2 separate regions of the Homo sapiens genome follow, and region 1 is linked to region 2. A link is an interaction called in ENCODE POLR2A ChIA-PET data of the cell type or tissue named here. Cell type or tissue: PC-3. All regions are shown on one strand. Each heading gives the region's core, and the rest is flanking DNA. Links, peaks and the distances in the headings are about the cores only.

Region 1 (14,215 bases), core at 9,216-14,215, 56 kb before region 2:
AATAAAACTTTATTTACAAAAACAGGCAGCACTCTGGAATTGGCTCAAGGGCTGTAGTTTGCTTATTCCTACACTACATAATGGGAAATGTGATATAATCATAGGTTATAAGGAGGGAGAACATAAGTCCTTTAATGGCTGGTTTTGTGAGTTTTTTTTTTTTTTTTTTTTTTTTTTGAGACAGAATCTTACTCTGTCAACCAGGCTGGAGTGCAGTGGCATGATCTCGGCTCAGTGCAGCCCCACTTCCTGGGTTCAAGTGAGTCTTCTGCCTCAGCCTCCCAAGTAGCTGGGAGTACAGGTGCATGCCACCACGCCCGGCTAATTTTTGTATTTTTAGTAGAGACGGGATTTTACCATATTGGCCAGGCTGGTCTCGAACTCCTGACCTTGTGATCCATCCGCCTCGGCCTCCCAAAGTGCTGGGATTACAGGCGTGAGCCACCGTGCCTGGCCTGTGAGGTTTTTAGAATGATGAATATTCAACCTTCAGTGGGAATCTATAATACCAATGGGAACTTATTCATGCTTGTAACAAACATGTTATTGAGAATGAAGGAGGGGCCAAGAGTGCTCAAATGTTATCACAGTCACTCTCCACTGACCACTTTGTGAGTGGGTAATTCTTATTCCCTTTTGACAGATGAGATGATGGAGTAAACCCTCAGTAAGGTAACTTGAGGCTGTTAAACTTTCCTCCTGACTCGGAAGTTTAGTAAATCTCTAAGTGGAGGACTTCCACTCAGGCAGGAAGGCTTTAATAGTTTGCATGAGTCAATGTCAAATTTAATATCTGCTTATATGTTGTCAAAGTTTTAACTCTGCACTCAACAGTTTTCAGGATAACTGCCCTCTGTGTTCTTGCTAGAGAGTAAGGTCTTGAAATTGTGTAATAGCTACAACCTGTCAAGTACCTGGAAGAGAGGAAAATTGAGAGAAGATAATTTAAGGCTCATGTAATCTCCTCATTTCTCTAGATTACCTATTTTTTTAAATTGATCAAGTTGATTGCTGGGTCCCCCACAGAATAATCATCATGTAATTTAAGACAAAGCATTGATCTCTTTGTTATAATTGAAAATGCTTTATAGATTTTGCTGTTTTAGCTGAGAATTATTATTGAAAATATTGTTTATTACATCCCCCTATATATTGTTTCTTATGAGAAAATTATCTCAGAATTTGACAGAAGAATAATTCTTTTCTCCTGAGAAGATATGATTCTGTTCTTCAGCTAGACAGAACTGTGCAACTAATTGTGTTTCCCTTTTTGATTGGATTTCCAGGAAGCTCAGAGCTAGGTTTAAGGCGCAAAGATAATAGCTATCGTCACTTAACATCAAAGTACTTATGTTTTCCAGGCTGCATCACCTTTTTAGTTCCAATTTTATTAATTTTTTCTTTTCCTCCCATAAGCTGCTTCAAATACTTCTTGGAGAGAGATGAGTATTTTTTTTTTTTTTTTTTGAGATGGAGTCTCACTCTTGTAACCCAGGCTGGAGCACAATGGTGTGATCTCGGCTCACTGCAACCTCCGCCTCCTGGGTTCAAAGGATTCTCCTGCCTCAGCCTCCTGAGTAGCTGGGATTACAGACACCCACTACCTGGCTAATTTTTGTACTTTTAATAGTGACAGGGTTTCACCTTGTTGGCCAGGCGGTTCTCAAACTCCTGACCTCAGATAATCCGCCCATCTTGGCCCCCCAAAGCGCTGAGAGTACAGGCGTGAGCTATTGTGCCTGGCCAGAGATGAGTATTTTTTAAAATTAAATTTAATTGAGTCAGAATCAAGATAGAGAGTATTTCAGTCAATCAAGATTGTTACTTAAGTTTCTTTAGACTTGGGGAAAAATGTTGAAAAAGAGTTTATGATTAAGAGCAGATATTTGCTTGGGTGACCGTTAGAGGACATTGACATTTGCTCAATAATGACCAATTATTTCATATCTGTTGAGGGATCTTCCTCAATGGACTATTATACACATTTGCCTTACTATTTGGCAAGCATTGAGGAGCTGAGGGCATCAAGCAAGCATAAGGTTTGGAGTTAGAAGATGAGGACTTGTTTTGATTCTGCCACTAAGTACTCAGGTGACTCCGCATAGGACACACAACCTCCGCTGGATAATTTTGAATGTCCCTTCAAATGTAGCTTTCTATAGGAATCTGTTGTCTACCTTCCTGCAACTGTCTGCCAATCACTCCCTTGCATATTTCCTCAAGTAAGTAAGTCTTATTTTTCTAGGAAGACTCTAAGCATCAGGGGGGCAGGAGCTATATGAATATGAATATAAGGCATATGAATTTATTTTTATATTCATTGAATCGTAATACCACCTTATTCCAAATAGATTCAAGGTGGCTTACAAAGATAAATGCAATAAAATAAGATAAAAATTTAAACTAAAGAAAAAGTGTTCATGTGGAAGGAAAACAGATTAAGACTACAAAGATGAGCAGGTAGGTAGGTAGTAGGCAGGCACCTGTAGAAAAAACCAGTCTCCATCTGTCTCCAGAGAGCACATTTGGTTTCTGCACAAACACAAATTGCCTTGGAAACTGAAGCAAAATGGAATGAGTGTGAAGAAATCTCTTTGTTTTAAATTAAATTTAACCATCACATGATGGAAACATAGCGCATCTTGATTGAGTGTTAAAAATCAGGTGCCGAGTCACTGATCACTAAAGGTATTTACTGGATGTGGTAAATGGAAATTCCTTCAGACAAAAAGGGCACTGCAGAAGTTCGGGAGAGATTTGCTACAGTGGGACAATGGACAAGAAAGATTTTGCTTTAGAAGGAAAGTGTTTGATGAGGAAAAAGTCTTGGTTCATTGTTGCCTCCCTGTGGTTTCCAAAGTATGAGGGGCTGCTTTGGGAGCAAAGCAGATAGCAGTGAAAGTGCAAAACAAGGCAAAAGCAGGGTGGAGGAATTTAGCAAACAGCACTTCTTATGAAATTAGTGAGTAATAAGGTAATATAGGGGGCTGTTCCTTTTTATGGGAAATATTCTCTGCTGAGTTCTTCAAATGAAATATTCTCAAATACTGTAATGCACTGATATGAAAGATTTATGTAGCAAGAGGCCTTAACCGATAGCAGAAGAAATTTGAGGCTATGAAAGTTGGCAGTACTGTCATTAATACTTCATTCATTTAACAAATATTTATAGAGCCCTTACCACGTACTGGATACTGTGCCAATCACTTTAGGGAGTGAGGGCAAAGGAGCAAATAATGAGTAATTCACCATATTTGTCTTAGAGAAGCTCACATCCTAAGAGGGAGATGACATCAAATGCATCCGATTAATTCATTAAAAGCACTTATTGAGCACCTATGCTATACCAAAACTAGTTCCAAGTGCTAGGTATGTAATGCGGAAGTAACAGAAACAGGATCTGTTTTGAAGTATTATGTTAGAAATCAGCAGGGTTTTTTTTTCTTTTCCTGCTCAACAGAGAATTAACACAAAGATTTTGACTGCTGAGAACTGCAGAGATTAAACAGAATTAGAGAGAGTGCAAATAGTATATAATAAAGCAATAGAAAAAGAAACAGGCCACAACTTACAGGTTCCCTTTCACTCCTGAGCAATTTCTTGGTAGACTTATTACTAATACATATTTATCTACATTTAAATACATAGTAAGATTTTCTTGCTTCTGAAGATTGAGGTCATTGGTTACCTAAAATAATGATCTTGTACCTTATCTAGTGGCGGAGCCTGGAAAAATGATCTGAGATCCAGAAGAGAATCCAGAGATAGCTGTTATATAGTAAATGTCACTAGACCCTGTGCTGCATGTCTGTGGCAGACATTACTAATAGATCACAGCACTTCTTCCTGCTACGCCTGGATGTAGCCTCAACATTCTCCCTTTGAGAGAGTACCAGGTGGCCAGAACTCGTCTTGGCACGTAAGACGAAACCTTCATGCCCTCTGAAGGCCCTTCACTCCTTTAAATATGTTCCAACCCTTTTTAATGTAAGAAACAACTGAATACTTTGGGTTTCTTTGGGGCTTCTTCCTTAACTCTCTGTTACATTCTTGTTTCAAAGTTTGGTTGAGATTACTGTCTGACAGTTGTTAAAAGGTGATGGCAATATATTATTACTCAGGACTTTCATAGCTTTAGGAAATAATAACAATTTTTATTTTTTATAATATGGAGTAATTTAAATAATTTTATGTAATTATAACATTTATTATTGTCATAATCCGTGGCATGAATTAAACATATATAACCTCCCATGCACTATATTATGTGCTTTACCTGCACATTTTATTTGATCCTCATAGTAACCCTGTGAGGTAGGTGCTGGTAGTGTCTTCTGAAAAGAACTTGCCCGAGGTCCCACCAATAGTAAGTAGTGGAACCTGAATTCCAGTCCCCGGTATTTGATGTCAGAGCTGAAGATTGTTCCCGCCTGCAGTCAAGACTGTGAGGTTCTCTCTCCCAGGAAGTATGGCTGTTCTTCTCCATGAAAAAAATGATCCTCTTCTTTATAAAATCGAAGGCATCATCTGAATTTTCAGGAGAAAGAATAGAACCAAGTATGCCCTTAAACTTACGTTCCATCTTCTTAATCTGACAGAAGGAAGAGGAAGCAGGTGAAGTGTCTGTCCTCAAGAGTTAGTGGCTAGTCCAGGACCATCATTGCACACCCGTGTCCCCATGGTCTCCACTGCCCACGGTCATGGCCATTATGGGGAGTCAACAGCTGACACAGAACAGCGGGTCTTGGGGAAGGGGAGTAAGTGGTTGGACTGCTAATATATTTTTCTTCGTCCAGGGCTGTTGATGAACTGATTTGAATTTCAATTTTTGTCCTGTCCTATACTCATTCTGGGATAAAATGGACAAGAAGTCAAGGTAGGCATTAGAAAAGAGAAACAATAGACATGGACTCAAAGAATAATAATTCCCAGATAATCAAGGGTTGACCTTAAAGAGGAAACATCTTATTTTCTGAACAAATATTCACAGGGTTAAGATGTGGATTGAATGAGATAGTGTAGGAAATAGCAAAAATAATACTATTTATTGAACTCTTACCATATGCTGGGTACCTCTTAAAGTGCATTACATGGATTTTTAAGAAAATTGCATGACTAGGTAAGGGAGATATTATTTTTTCTCTTTATAGTTGGGGAAACTGAGGATCAGAGAGTTTACGACACTTGCCTAAGGTAATACAGCTATAAAGCGTCCACCCAGGTCAAACCAGGGTTCTGCTATAACTTAGGTTCTTAATTAATCTGTTAAATTTGACCTATGTGAAAATGGTCTACAAACTATCAAGCATCAAAGAGTGAATTCATCATGCAGTTATTAAGTTTAAGCTTCAGGGTCCCTGGCCGGGCATGGTGGCTCACTCTTGTAATCCCAGCACTTTGGGAGGCCAAGTGGGTGTATCACCTGAGGTCAGGAGTTTGAGACAAGCCTGGGGCCAACATAGTGAAACCAATCTCTACTAAAAATACAAAAAGTAGCCAGGCGTGGTGGCAGTTGCCTGTAATCCCAGCTACTAGGGAGGCTGAGGCAGGAGAATTGCTTGAACCCAGGAAGTGGAAGTTGTGGTGAGCCGAGATTGCACCATTGCACTCCAGCCTAGGCAACAAGAGTGAAACCTTGTCTCAGAAAAAAAAAAAACCTTCAGGGACCCCTCACTTGCTAGGGCCTTTTCTAAGACCTCGGGAGGGGCCTCATTCATATTTATAATTTTGCATTTTTTTTAACTTAAAGAGCCCCCAACCCCACCAATTATGTAAACTTTGGGCCCACAAAACTTGCATCTGGCCCTGAAAATACCATATTATTCTAGACTAGATGGTCACATGGTCCTTCTATTCTTATCACCTACCACCCCGTGGAGAATGTGGTATGAGTAGAGCCTTCTCTTTTCTTTAGTATTATTCATCATTCAAATTCCTGGTATTTCCCTTCTCTGGAACCTCAATTTATTTAGACAGCAAGCTGTGTTGGGGACCAATAGCTTCAAGCCACTCAGCAGAAAAGTATTAATCTTTTCTCTGGCATCTCACATATGACATCGCCAATGGTGTGTTTGCAACCCCTTGTGAGAATGTCCACTCTTCTAATTATAGTAAATGCAGTCAAGGAAAAAGGGCCTTGATTTTAAATAAAGAGCCGTGAATTCTGCATTTGCATGTCATGCTCTGAAGTAATCTTTTTCTGAGTCATGGATTATAAATTATCAATTTAGATCAAGCCACAAAAAGCACTGTGTTTTGTTAATTTGGGGCCTTTGGAAAGGGCAAAAAAATTCTAGTCAAATATCCTAAGAGATTCTGCACTCTCCAAAGTAAAACATCTTGGTAAGTCACTAATAGTTCTTGAGCGACTACACATTTAGGACGAGAATGTATTTATGCTAAGTGAACTAAGTTTCTGGAGCTGTGACAACGTAGAATATGTGATTACTAGAAGATTCAATAAACACTTGAAAATGTAGAATTAATGTAAAACTTGATTTGGAAACTAATTTGGACCATATGATTATTGGGACAAGACATATTTTTTGTTTTCTATAAAAATAAACCCAGATATGTGTAAGGGAGTATTTGTTTGAGCAAAAGTAATGTCACTAATAATCCATGTAACTTTAGATTGCAATGATGATAATAATAATGATAAAAGTTAGCACATTGTTTACTAGGTCAGGTACTGTGCTAAGCACCTTATGTCCATTATCTCACTATTCCTTACAAGTCTATCATTGTCCCCATTTTTCAGATGAGGACACTGAGGTAAAAAAAAGTCGAGTGACTTGCCAAGGTAGTTTGGTACATCATGGACCTGAAATTTGAGTATAGTCTGTCTGATAGCAGAACACAAGCTCTTAACCACTCTGCAAGCATTTTGCCTCTTTGGGGTTCAGCTTTCCTATCTGCAAAATGAAGGGCTTGGCCTTCCTGATCTCTGCCATTTCTTTCAGCTCTAAAGCTCTAGGGTGTTATGATTTCAAGTTACAATCCTCTGGCAGCAAAAGAGCTCTTGGTATTTCACTAATATGTTTGTTTTTCTAATTGATCTCTACCAGCTCAGGGTAATTAAAACCCCACAGCTCTTACATTCCCCAAACAAACAGAAGCGTGCATATTCACCACTCCTCACAGCAGTGCACATGGCATTGTTTATGCATGGCACCTAAGATAAAAACCAAATATATGGTGGAAAGTAGCAAGCTTTGTGAGAACAGAGGAGTAAGTGTGTGTACCTTCCAGTCTAATGTTCTGTAAGTTTCTGCATATTTACCAACAGTAGTAAGTGTTGACTTGATCCAAGGCTCCCATCAACAACCTCAGATGTTCTATTAGTGAATCATACTTCACATTCATGGTAAATATATGATAGAATGATGGGTTTAGAAATTTAGAATACCGTTCAGCAGCTTGTGATCCAGATAACCATTTATTATGGCCATAATAACAGAATTATCAATATGAGAAAAAACACTCAGCCTTTCTGGATTAAGATACTCTCATGGCCGATTCCTTTGTGCACAGCCTTAGTTACCATGGGGATCACGATGTAGAGTGTTCTAAGTTCTTGGCATTGCTGCCTGGTGAGTGCGTCCTTACCTTTGGGGTAAAGTTATGTGCCTGAATGAAGACAGAAACAACAGGATTTCCTACAAGGAGTGTGGATGACGCATCTCTCTATGTAGCCAGAGCTCTTCAAGTGCAGTCTGTCAGGACAAGAAGAGGATTCTTTGTTCATTTCATGAAGTTACTGATTACTTCCTTTCCTGGCTTCGTGTTAGGTGGCATTGTAACCATTACAATGCAGTATTTGAGGCCATGCCCTCAGGAACTTATAGTAAGGGTGAGAAGATGTATGTAAAACTCTATCTGTAGGCTTACCACTGCACAAACTTCTTTCTCTAACTTGTCTTAACTTCATGATAAGGTAATATTGGAAATAGGCCTTAAGGGATAAGAATTTGGACATACAGAAATTGGGGTAAGGATGTAGCGGATGGAAAGGCAGGAGGAGAGGTTAGGTGAGGCAAGAAAAGGAACAATTTGGGCCTAGGACAAGACTGTCTGTATTTTTCCTTTGTAGCGTCACTATAGTTGTCATTTTTTTGCGTTATTATTTGCTTATTGACTGTCTCCTAGATTGGAAGATAAGCCCTTTGAGTCAAGGACTAGGGACGAGGTCTGTCCTACTCATTGATGTATGCCAAGTGCCTGTGACCACATATAGGTACATAAAGGGGCTCAGAAAATACGTATCATAAAAAGGGAGGAGGGAAAGTTTGGAAAGGGACTGGCCAATGGTGAACACATAGCTAGAATCTCAAGATCAGAGACATAATAGTAGTTTAATTGCCCAGAAAGTTAGAAAACTTTTTTTTTTTTTGAAGTCAGAGTCTTATAGTGGTCATAATGCTAGCTAGGCAGCTAGCAAGAATTTTAAAAAAAATGGAAGAGCAGGCATTAAGACTAGGCAACAGGGGAGAGAATGAGGGCATTTAATTCAGCTCAGCAAGCAGGTACCACCTACGAGCCAGGCATTATGAAGTGGCAAGGGTATGAGTGTGTACAAGAGAGGTCAAGATCAGCTTAAATTGAAGTTTGAAGGAGGGAAGATTGTGTCTTTGGGATAAATAGTAGCTTCACGGAAGAGGCAGTGTTTCAAGTAAAATTTAAATAACCAAATTTTATAATTTTTTCAAGAATGCAATCCAAAGTCCAATCTTGGATTTTTCTAGAATGGAAGTGGAGAGGGCATTCTAATAAAAAAATAGAGGTGGGAAGATAAATAGCTTTTATAATGAACCTGTGTGCCAGATACTTTGGTATGTGCTTTACTTAAATCATCTTACTTATTCTTTGCAGATCCAATGGAGCAAGATTATAGGTGAGCAAACTGACCTTTTTAATGGGTCTGTGACTTGAATCCAGGTCTGTCTGACTCTAATCTGGCAAGAGTGATTATAATAATAGTTAATCACTATTGAGCTACCTACTTTCTTATCTGCTTGGGAATCTCTTTTCTTCATGAATCAACTCAAGCATGACTACCCTGATACTTTCCCTGTAAACCTCTGCATGGGGTGCTCTATATGTGCTCTAATTAGAATATTTATCTCACCATATTGCAATTGTCTAAAAACACCCATTTGGAGCACAGTGGATTGTGAACTTGATGAAGAAATGGACTGAATATATCTACTGCCTTCTAAAGATGAACTCCAGGTGGCCCTTCTTTGTGTAACCAACAATTGAATTCAAAATCTCATGTGGGATCATCAGATGAACAGAGTCTGGATTAAACGGCTGTGCCCTAGCTGAAAGAGAGGCTGGAAAAGTGAATTCCTGATATCAATTTTGTGATAAGGGACTAATAACGTGGGGAGTCTCCTGTCATAGGTGTGGATGTTCAGATGAGGTAAACATCCAAAAAAGAAATACAGAGAAGGCAGAGCTGTTAAATTATTTCCCGAAGCAGCTCTGAGTAAAAATTAGACACTGGTTTGAGTGTGGGTTATGGAAAAAGGAAGAATGGGAGAAATGATAAAGGAATTAGCATCATTAAAATGATGCAGGTGAGCCACACTCTGTGGGGGCAGCAGGTGGCAGAATTTACCATCTTGAGCTCAATATGGGCATCAGTGGTGGGACATCAGTGATCTTAAGGGTATATGAACATATTTAAAAATATTTTAATAGTTATTTTAATGGATAACAGCAAAATAATTAGCACATCAAACTTGTGAATTCACAGTGTTATTGCTTAGGAGAAGGTTAAGGTTAAGTTCAGTTTAAAAAGAGTTATTCAATATTAAAATGATGAAATAAATAATACAGCAGGTGGCATATAGCTATGGCATGATTTCTGAAGGTAGCATGGGAATGGCTGAAGTTTGGGGAAGTTTATACATGGACACAGGAGGCCAGAGCTTCACTCATCACCTATGTGTGTTTTATCTCACTGGGCCTCGTTTTTTTTTGGGTTATCTATCTATCTATATTATTTATTTGTTTATTTATAATTCAACTTTTAAGTTCAGGGGTATATATGCAGGTTTATTATATAGGTAAACTCATGTCACGGGGCTTTGTTGTACAGATTTTTTCGTCTCCCAGGTATTAAGCCTAGTACCCATTCATTTTTTTTCCTGATCCTCTCCCTCCTCCCACCCTTCACCCTCTGTTAGGCCTCTGTGTGTGTTGTTCCCCTCTGTGTCCATGTGTTCTCACCATTTAGCTCCCACTTATAAGTGAGAACAGGTGGTATTTGGTTTTTCAGTTCCTGCATTAGTTTACTAAAGATAATGGCTTCCAGCTCCATTTGTTTTCCTGCAAATGACATGATCTTGTTCCTTCTTATGTCTGCATAGTATTCTATGGTGTATATGTACCAGATTTTCTTTATCCAGTCTACCATTGATGGTCATTTAGGTTGATTCCATGTCTTCACTATTATGAGTAGTGCTGCAATGAAAGTATGCCTGCATGTGGCTTTATGATAGAATGATTTATATTCCTTTGGGAATATACCCAGTAATGCGACTGTTAGGTGGAATGGTATTTCTGTGTTTAGGTCTTTGGAGAATTGCCATACTGTCTTCCACAATGGTTGAACTAATTTACACTCCCACCAACAGTATAAAAACGTTCCTTTTCTGTGCAACCTTGCCAGCATCTGTTATTTTTTGACTTTTTAGTGATGGCCACTGTGACTGGTGTGAGATGGTATCTCATTGTGGTTTTGATTTGCATTTCTGTAATGATCAGTGATGTTGAGCTTGTTTTCATATGATTGTTAGCCACATGTATGTCTTCTTTTGAAAAGTGTCTACTCATGTCCTTTGACTGGTTCTCAATTTTATACTTTATGTTTTATAATCTATCTGGGCCTCAATTTTATACTTTATGTTTTATCTCACTCAGCCTCAATTTTATACTTTCAAGGGGGTCAGCACTATCTTGGCTTCCTGAAGGTAGGGTCAAGACTAGACTAGACTTAGAGTGTCCAAGTGACACTTACTTGGTTTGCCAAGACTAGTTGTGAATTCTTAGGAATTTGATCTATTTATTCTCGTTATTCAGCCAAGCCTGCAAAATGTCAGAGCTCTGAGTTATCACTCTTTAAATGCGAGACTTCACCTGAGTGGCCTTTGGGGAAAGTGGGTCATCATGGGTGGGTGTGTTTCTCCATTTGATAAGTGATTTAAGCTCAAATTTTTATTTGCACTAGACATGGGTCCGTTCCCTGGCTCAATGTGGCCTCTTACAGCTTTTCCATTCACACATCCTCCTGCTGGGTTACTGGCCACTGTCTTTCCCACTGTGAATTACTGAAAAGTATGCATTCTCTTCTCAGTGTCTAGCTGCCAGTCTGGTTCACTGTAGGTCCCTGGTGAACGTAAAAATAAAACCCTTGAAAGTGGACATTATTCTATCATGTCAATTTAGCTCTCGGGAAATTGTATGGACTTTAAAAATGTCTCTCCCAAGAATCATTTAGTTACTTATTCCTTAGGAACCACTGTGGTTCAGCAAGACCTGGTGCTTCAGGAAGCAAGGTTAGAAAGAAAGGGGGCTGGGAAGAGCAGCATGGGATGGGTGCTGTGGAGCATGTTGTCATTGTTAAGATGTTGGAGCAGCTTTGGCATGGGGAGAATATGGCTGAAAATGAAGTCGTAGCAATGAGGACAACCTGGACTCACTGCTCTGAGTACTTGTGCAATGGTAGCTGGAGCTGTCTCTTACTGGGATTTGTATATAAGAGAAACATGGATAGTTACCTTGAATGTAGAATCTACTTAGAGATTATTCTTAAATATAGCTTAGATTGCATTGGCAGGGTTTTTTTTTTTTTTTTTTTTTTTTTTTTTTGAGACGGAGTCTCGCTCTGTCGCCCAGGCCGGACTGCGGACTGCAGTGGCGCAATCTCGGCTCACTGCAAGCTCCGCTTCCCGGGTTCACGCCATTCTCCTGCCTCAGCCTCCCGAGTAGCTGGGACTACAGGCGCCCGCCACCGCGCCCGGCTAATTTTTTGTATTTTTAGTAGAGACGGGGTTTCACCTTGTTAGCCAGGATGGTCTCGATCTCCTGACCTCATGATCCACCCGCCTCGGCCTCCCAAAGTGCTGGGATTACAGGCGTGAGCCACCGCGCCCGGCCGGCAGGGGTTTTTTGACTCTACTAGTTAAGCTAGGTCAGCCACTACACTAAATAAAATAAGGCTAAAGATTATACCTTCAGTTAGCGACCTCAAACATAAACCTTTCCATTCATGAATAAACCTAGGATGAACCATTTGGTAGGTTACCTGCCTCATTTTATCTTTGAGTTAGTAACAGCAATGTTGATAGTATTACCGCTCACCAAATATTCCATTTTTCTTATGGTACCTTTTCTGCAGGGCAGTTATACATTTCCACCTTGTTAAACTCACAAGCAGCAATATGATTTGCCTTAGCCATTGAAGAATGGGCCAAAGCAATGTATAACTCCCTGTGCTGAGAATTTTATATGTTCTGTCTCATTTAATATGGTAGCAACCTTGTGAGATAGATACATTTCTTCAATGTCTAGATGAGGATGCTGAAACTCAAAGAAGCTGAAAAGGTTTTGGTAGTCACATCACCTGCACATGTGTTCAGGATTTGACCTGGCCCTTGCTCTTAACTGCTTCACTTTATTGTACATCCCTATCCCAACAACTTTTGTTAAGATGTCATCTAACACAAGTGCCAAAGACTCTGATTCTCAGATCCCTCAGGTACCAATCCTTGCAGGGAACAAACCTAGAAAAGTAAGGTGTAGCCTTTCATAATCTGGGGAACAAAAGAAGAAAATGTAGCTGATCTATTGGTGACAACCTACTATTTATTTTGTAAGAAAAGACTAGAGCCACATACACATAAAACAATGCTCTATACCTGTAAAAATAATCTAGTAATTTTATTACACTAACTTGATGACGTGTTGGAAATTATATAAAGAACACAAATTTATCACCAATAAAATGTCATTGTACAAGCAAACTTGGGGGAATATAAATATATAGCATATATGTTCACACAATAGGTTTATATTATAAATGTATACAAAATTTGCTTTGGAATAATGGTCTGGACGATGCATATTTAAGTATCAATATATACATGTCTTAAAGTTTAGTGAAAAATACTGTTGGTGCCAATATGCACCATTCACACAGCAGGGTTCCCCAAACAATGACAACAAACTAAATTAATAATGTTGTAACTAAACCACAGTAATGTGTAATTGAAAAACAAGGACAGCAGCAATTTAAAAACCACAACCAACCAACCCAAGATAACACTGATAATATGCTGACAACAAAGGATTCATGCTGTGACTTGGAAATTCCAGCTGTTTGTTTGTGAGCTTGTGTTGGAACTGGCAATGTTGCCAAGCATTGTGTAGGAATCAGAATTGTTAGCAGAAGCAATGAATTTGTGTGCTCAATAAACTAGTAATGTGCTAACTTGAATTTATGAAGACTGAAATTTAGTGACCTAATTGCCCACTTACTGCTAGTCCTCATGTCTATGAATTAAAGCAGGATCAGTTTCCATTAGGTCAAATGGCAGCCAATCAACGGTCTCGCTGGTGCAGTTTGATAATCATTCTTCTAGAAGTCAGCTTACCCAGGTTTTCACACTTAGACCCTTATTTTGATAAATCTTCTGGCAAAATGCAAAAAGCTTCCCAACTGAGGCTCCAGGCATGGGGCATCCACTTCCCATACACTTTCAAAAAAGTCATTGAGGATCTATTGCTCACCTTGTAGAATGCACTTGGTTTGCCAGGTGCTTCGGGTCTGAGAGAGAAGTGTCTTGTGTTGAAGGTTTGCACAGTTTGCCATGGTCCAGTGGTTACCATCGTGTTTCGTGAAGTTGGGAGAATTCGAGTCCTATTGTTTCATGACCGATAGGACCATCCTCTTGGTATGACCAGCTTCTTTCATACAGTGCCAAGTACACGGTGTTTCAGGCCCTGGTGGAGAAGTTTTTTGGTTCCTGGCTGGGAGAGCCTGGCTAAAGGTCTTTAGGTGGCTTTTCCCCAGGGCTCCTGTCTGGACCACTATGCAGGTAACTTTATTAGCTTCCTCTCACTTCTCAGTCTTGCACCCCTACCTACTAATTGCCCTCAAGTAATGAAGGGTAATGAATGACTTGGAGACTTTTCCAATGAACATCAC
Region 2 (6,699 bases), core at 1,700-6,699:
AGGAAGTGGTATTTGGACAGCCATTTTTCACAAAGCCTTGTGTTGGAAGATAGGATAATTTATCTGTATTTTCAGACAGACTTTACCAATAAGCACTGAATCAGAATAACTGCTTTGGGCTCAGTTATTGCAGTGCTGTGGGTCCCTCCACCATCTGCAATGGATGTCTGTGTCTCCCGTGTAATACATTCTAAATGAGATCCCAGGAAGCTTCTGTTGTGAAATAACAACACAAATAACCTTACAATTAGAACAACTCCCATAATTAAGAGTATTCATCATACATTAGAACTCTTGGAATGATGCCACTTTCTGATATATTTTTGGTAAAAAAAGTAAGCAATTGCTCTCAGGTTTTGTGATTGCCGAGGTGGTGATAGCATTTTGCCTCTGGCAGCGATCTTCTGTGGACTCACATTGCTACCTGCACAATTCCATAAATACGTTCACATTAACTGAACATTAGTAGCCCTGGAAATGTCTTCCCTTTTTCACAAGGGATAATAAAATTACATACAGAAAAAGCAGTGGTGGTTGACGTGGCAAAATTGATGTTTTTGTTGTTGTTTAGGTGATTTTTAAAATGTCTACCGCTGTATAAGGAGTAGCTTATACACATATGTGTTAATAAATTCAAAGTTTGGATTTCTAATAGCTATAACATTATTTGAGGGCTTCAGGGTAACTGTACTTTGCAAACCTTTTATTATTTTAATTTAGATAGAAGACATTTAAAAAAATCAAATACTGTTTTAAGCCCAGATATAATTTTTCATATTTATTTACAAGAGTGTAACTATAACAGATAGTTGTGACATGTCCATGCTGCCTTATCTGATGAGATTTGATTTCACCTCACAGTAAGATTTGATATTTCTGGAAAGATCGTATGTGTGCCAACAATTCTGGGTTCAGAACTCACATAAGTATCAGTCTTTTCTGGTTCAAGCTTTAGTAAACCTTGGGATCAAGCTCCGGCCTCTGGTTTCTTATCTTTTCCTTTCTTGGTGGTTGGGTGGAGGAGGCAAGGAGGGATGGAGCGGTCCTCCAGGTCACAGAGGAACTCTTCCTTTAGGATGCACTGACTCTAAAGAAATCATCATCTATGCATGATTTTAGGTAGGGTCGAAAGAAGCACTGATCTTGGACTGGGAAGATCTAGGTACTAGTTCAGCTACGTCACCTTAGGTAAGTCATTTCACCACCTGGATTTTAGCTCTTACCTTAAAAATTAAGTAGGGGAATAGGATTATGTTAATATCAAACTTTAGTTTTTGAATTCATAATTCCAACTTCCAATTTTGTGATATACTTCACCAATGTTATCTTTCATTGTTATGATGTCATGAAATACTTAAAAATCTGTTACTCCTGCCTTATTAAAATAAATTTATGGGATACAACATATTGGACCACATAGGGATTAAAATGGTTTGAAATAATTTTACCACAATTTCAAAGGATTGGGAAGAATTGCGCCACTCAAACAATCGATTCTTCCCACTTTCAATTAATGTCCCTCTATGCCCACCAGTAATCTCATTTCTTTTCAGCTAAGGATTGATGTGCTTATCATCTACCAGTTTCTGTTTCACTACCACATAGGGATTTTACATTCACTTGGAGGCCTTTCTGGTATTTTACCGAGACAGAATTTATCAAAACAAGTGTAGGCCTTGGGAAAAGGTTCATGAAGGGGCAGCTAAGAGAGTGGCATACTGACAGAGGTGAGTAATGTCTCAGATCTCCAGACCTTAGGCTTAGTACTTTAGTTCAGTCACAACCAGCAGAGTTTGGATCTAAAGGCTCCACGTCTAGTCAATAACAGGCTGTCATTAGCCGTGTTTCCTTGTCATTCTTCAGAACTTTGCTGAACAGACAAGCAATCCTGCAAATACTATGGTTGGGTCTGGTTCTTTTTTTTTTTTTTAAGGAAAAAAAATATGTTCAGTAGTCTCTCATTGACCACTTCTTTGAGATGATTTCATGCTCAGCTTTTCTAACCTGGAAAATTCAAGTTGACCTAAAAACATCTAGGGTCCCAAGATGGCAAACTTCCCTCAAAGTTTTTATATTATATTACCCTATTGCTTCCACAGGGCCAACAGCCAACATGTAATGTAAGAATTTAGTGTTAGCATTCATATTTCTCTGAAATGTAATTCTTTAAATATATTTAAGTTTGCTCCCTTGGGTATAATTTTTATTACACAACTCAGGGCCAAAATAATTTCATTTTGAATGTATCTTTAAAATTAAAATACCTAAACTATACAGGCTTAAAATGTTTGCTCTATTCAGTATAATTTTAATTAACATCTCAGGGCCAAGATAACTTCATTCTTAATAAATCTCTAAAACCATAAAGTGAGTCAATGGGAAAATAAGTGAATTAACATAAAAAACTTATGGATTCATACTACATTTTCAGAAATTTCTGTATTAGAGAAGGTAAAATATGCCTGAAACCACATAGAAAAGGAATTTTGAAAACAACTGTACTTAAAACATGAATTATTTACTGCCTTTTTTTTGCAAAAATTGTAATAACAGTATGACTTTTAAACAAAGTAGGAGAAAAAAATCTGTGAGAAAATTTAAAACATCTTACGAGTAGTGATTCATTAAATATTCCTACAGCAGGTCGGTGTGTTCAAATAGCATATATACACTGACCACTGACACATAGCTACCTTTGAAAAGGGATATGGCAGTTCTTAGAGCCAGGAACACTGGAAGGCAGGTTTTAGAAGTGGAAAATAACCTACACATCTAAAATAGGAGGAGGAATTTAGGTAAGCAGAGAGTAATTACCCAACTTGGAATTTGACCAAGACACAAGGGTAAACGTGGAAAAAGTGCCACACCACGGGAGTATTAAAATCCAGAGTAGTCTGGTTGTGATATTAGAAGTTATGTGGTTTTTGTGGATAACGCTGGAATTAGAACTAGAACCCAGGTCACAGCTCCCATTCAGGGTCTTTTATCAGTTGTCAACCCTGGGAACTCTGGACAAATAACTTAAGTCTTTCTGTGTCCCATTTTTCAATTTATCAGGGGAAGTGCCTGCCTAACTCACATGGAGTTTACTAGGATTACTGATAGAAAATACATAAAGGGGTTTGCCATCTTGAGCCATTGTATAAATCCACATCATCATGCTATTTCATTGAAAAATTGGCAGTAATTTGGCCCAGGCTGATGTCTACAAATCCACTTACTATGGAAATGATTGTGGCACCTAGCGGTTCTGCATCCCTGTCCTCTGGTCCACATCCTCTCCATGCCTAATTACATTTAGGTGAGCAAGCTATTGAACTTCCAGGATGGCTTCAGGCCAATGGGAAGATAACATACAGACACATAGCTATCATATAGAATAGGGGTATAAATGCTGCAGACTGTAATATTTAAAATAATTTCAATGAATAGTTAAAACATACTGTTCACTGCATGGAACACAGCTTTGGTAAAGACGTTTTCAATTTTTTGGGCCTGCAAACAATTCAGTTACTGTCTGGTAGTTCCTCGGCAATAATTTCAGAGCTGTAGGATTGCAAAGGAGCCCAGAGCCATGATTATACATAAACTATATTTAGATGAAATGTTATCAGATCTAAAAAGGAGATATGTTCTGAACTCAGCTTAATTCAACTGCTCTCTGCCCTTCTACACAATAACCAGTTATTACATTCATGGAGTTGTTAACAATAAAGCTTTGTGTAAAACGTGTTCTTCCACTATTTCTGGTAAACACTAAACACCCCTTATTAAGCTGAGGACTTTGGCTGAGTCTGTTGGCACCAAATCATTAAATGTTCGTGTAAATAGTGCAATAACATTTGATGATTAAACAAGTAACAAGGTATGCTTATGCCAAGCTAATCTTTTGCTCTTTTTAAATTAGTTGTTAATACAGTGGGCTTTTAATATATGGTCTCATGTTCAGATGACAACTAAATCTTCTCCTGAGATGCATTAATATTTTAAATATGCACTAGGTTGCCCTCCTGATTTATAGCCATTTCTAAATAAATTGCAAATGTACTCAAAATATACATTTTACTTATTTAATCATTTGGCCTGAAAAATTATGTGAATTCCTGTAAGTCTTTGAGTTGAGGTAGAAATGGCTGTTTGTTTTTTGAACAGAATGAGATGAGAAAGAATTAAGCATAAACCTAAGCCAGTTAATAAATCATTGGCAGCTGCTATTCATACGGCTGCTGCCATCACCATGTTCATGTAATTATTGGTGTAAACTGCTTAGCCATTACTGATAGGTCAAAAGGAACAAACTGTCTGAGAGGCAGTTCAAAGATCTGAAAGCCTGTTAGAAATTTGGTGAGAAGACTTAGCTGAGGATTAAGGTTTGATCTTCAGTGTTTACCATTCAGAAATGCATTCCAATTCCTTTTGCATAAGCAACATTTACAGTTTGACAAGATATGAAGCCTTTACCATGTTATTTTTTGGGTTTTGTTGTTGATTTTTTTAACTGATAACATGCACCACACTAGATGCTGTTGGAAAATCTATTTTGTGATCTTACTGAATCTCTGATGACTCAACTGAGAATTATGTGAAGCTGTTAAATTGAACTTCGTCATAAGCATCGCTCATGCTGGCAGTGTGGGGAGTGTTTATAGACATTAAAGTTAAGGTTGGCTAATTAACCAGTAATAAAGTAAGTGAGCATACTATCAATACTGAGTACCTGAATGCCGATTAAAATGTCATCTGTGACTTGATCCAGCACTGATTTTACATCTTCAATGGTAAAACCAACTAAAGGATCCATGTCTGAGGTGTCAGTTTCTGGCTGAGACTCCTCAGGGCCTTGTTCTTGATCCAACCTCTAGAATATTGAAAGTAAATAGCACTCGGGTGATTTCTAGAGCATTCGGTGATTTATATGGAACCTAAAACTTCTTGTTTTAAATATATTTTATTTTACTTTAAGTTCCAGGATACAAGTGCAAAGTGTGTAGGTTTGTTACATAGGTATACGTGTGCCATGGTGGTTTTCTGCACCTATCAACCTGTCATCTAGGTTTTAAGGCCCGCATGCATTAGCTATTTGTCCTGATGTTCTCCCTTCCCTTCCTTGCCCACCCTCCAAATGGCCCAGATGTGTGTTGTTCTCCTCCCTGTGTCCATGTGTTCTCATTGGAACCTCAAATTTCTATTGGATACTTTTCTAGCAGAAACAATGTCAATCTGGGGGGAGATTTTGATATGATGTTACTCTGTATTTATATTCCTGTTCATGAGGGTTATGACAGATCAACTCATGGTACCAATGTGGTGCCCAGGGGAAAGTGAAGGTGGAGATTAGGAAGGGTAGGGTGGAAAAGATTAAAATTGCTGAACTACCATCAGCGGACTCATCTTTGAATCAACACTTAGAGAAATATTTGTATTTGGTTGGGAAAAATCAGAGGCAAAGAAAATGAAGAAAACATTTAGTTCGTTTCCTCCCACCCCAAGAGAATATAATGATGAGGTAGGGTGAATGGAAAGACAAAAAGAAATATACCTTCATTTCCGTATCCAATATTGTGGGGGGCTCTATGAATGTTGAATAAATATCAAATGAGATTCCTTCTTCCAGAGGATTTGGGAAAGGGCCACATGCAGACTTGACAACCTCTATCACTTGCTGATGGGAAGAAAAAAGTTGAATTATGACAGAGCCTTTGGTGAGCAACCACAGTTTCGGTCAGTTCCGTTATATATGTACCATAGTTCCAAGTCTGTTATCTTTCAAGTGCCACCTCCTTTGAATTTTTGATGCCATTGCCCTTTTTGTCCTCTAGTGCTTTTTGAGCTCCATTTCTCAAAATTAACACTTTGTTTTCCCACTGTCTCATTTCCTTTCGATACTCTGTGGTTTAGGATTTCATGTAGTATCTCCTCGTTCTTAACTGTTTTGTGCTTCAGTATCCCCCTTCTCCTGACTACAAGCCCTCTGTAGGTGGAGAACCAAGTTTTAGATGCTCTGTGTATCTTCTCTAGTTCTGGCAGAGGATTAGGTGTTTAATACACTTAATGTCATCCTGATGGGGACTGCTATTACTCAGCAGAATGTAGCTGCTGAAGTGGCCATCAAGAACTTGGTGATGAAGACAATAAGGGCTGCAAAGATTAATATATGAAGCCAGTAGATCAGGAAGGAGATTTGTCAAAAACACACAGGGCAAGGCAAGACTTCACTATGAGTATTTAACAATTCTTTAGCAACAGCGTGCCACTCAGAAGGAGGCTGACGGTTGGTTAACACTGGAAATGAAGGAAAAGGAGAGTCAAGGAAGCCAACTTTGGCAGTGCTCATCTCACTCTGACTTGGGGGAGGGAAAGGGGAGATGAGGGTATTAATAACATTAAACATTTGATTCATTTAATTAGTTGTTCTAATTCCATGTTTAATAAGCAACATTTGATTTTAATTTCAATTCCCATCCCAATTGATCTGTAGAGACGTGCCCACTTGAGGGTTCTCGTTTTCATGCCTACTACATGCCTCATTGTAAACTGGTAAATTGTTTTGCTTTATAGGAGCTTGTTATTGTGGCCCAGGGATGAAGCCACCCACAGTATGCTGACAAAGTCAGGCCCTGAGATTAGAGCTTCAAACATAAGTTTGAAGACAAAATTTTGAAAATGCATAAATTCACGAAATAATTATCATCCTGTGAA

The links. ChIA-PET counts read pairs that join two places held together with the same protein. Peaks named below come from ENCODE experiments on the same cell type or tissue, not always from the same donor. Only the 100,000 strongest peaks of a DNase experiment are listed, where the experiment ranks them.
Region 1: POLR2A ChIA-PET joins it to region 2 with 5 read pairs; 10 of 35 experiments call an interaction of 5 or more read pairs at or near these places.

Annotation. Positions count from the first base shown.
Region 1 is chr10:61,814,812-61,829,026 of GRCh38, reverse strand. The region is part of intron 2 of LINC02625 (long intergenic non-protein coding RNA 2625); the gene reads left to right. Among named protein-coding and RNA genes, the nearest start is that of LINC02625, 46 kb to the left of the region's middle. In PC-3, for the core only: CTCF peaks have their summits at 9,399 and 9,598 (motif pointing right); no DNase peak of the experiment used is centred there.
Region 2 is chr10:61,759,022-61,765,720 of GRCh38, reverse strand. It overlaps CABCOCO1 (ciliary associated calcium binding coiled-coil 1), which reads right to left. Exons shown (of 8, transcript NM_001366906.2): 6 at 5,540-5,662; 7 at 4,718-4,858. Among named protein-coding and RNA genes, the nearest start is that of CABCOCO1, 99 kb to the right of the region's middle. In PC-3, for the core only: no CTCF peak of the experiment used is centred there; DNase peaks (open chromatin) are centred at 3,740 and 4,590; H3K4me3 peaks cover 839 bases; H3K27ac peaks cover 3,739 bases.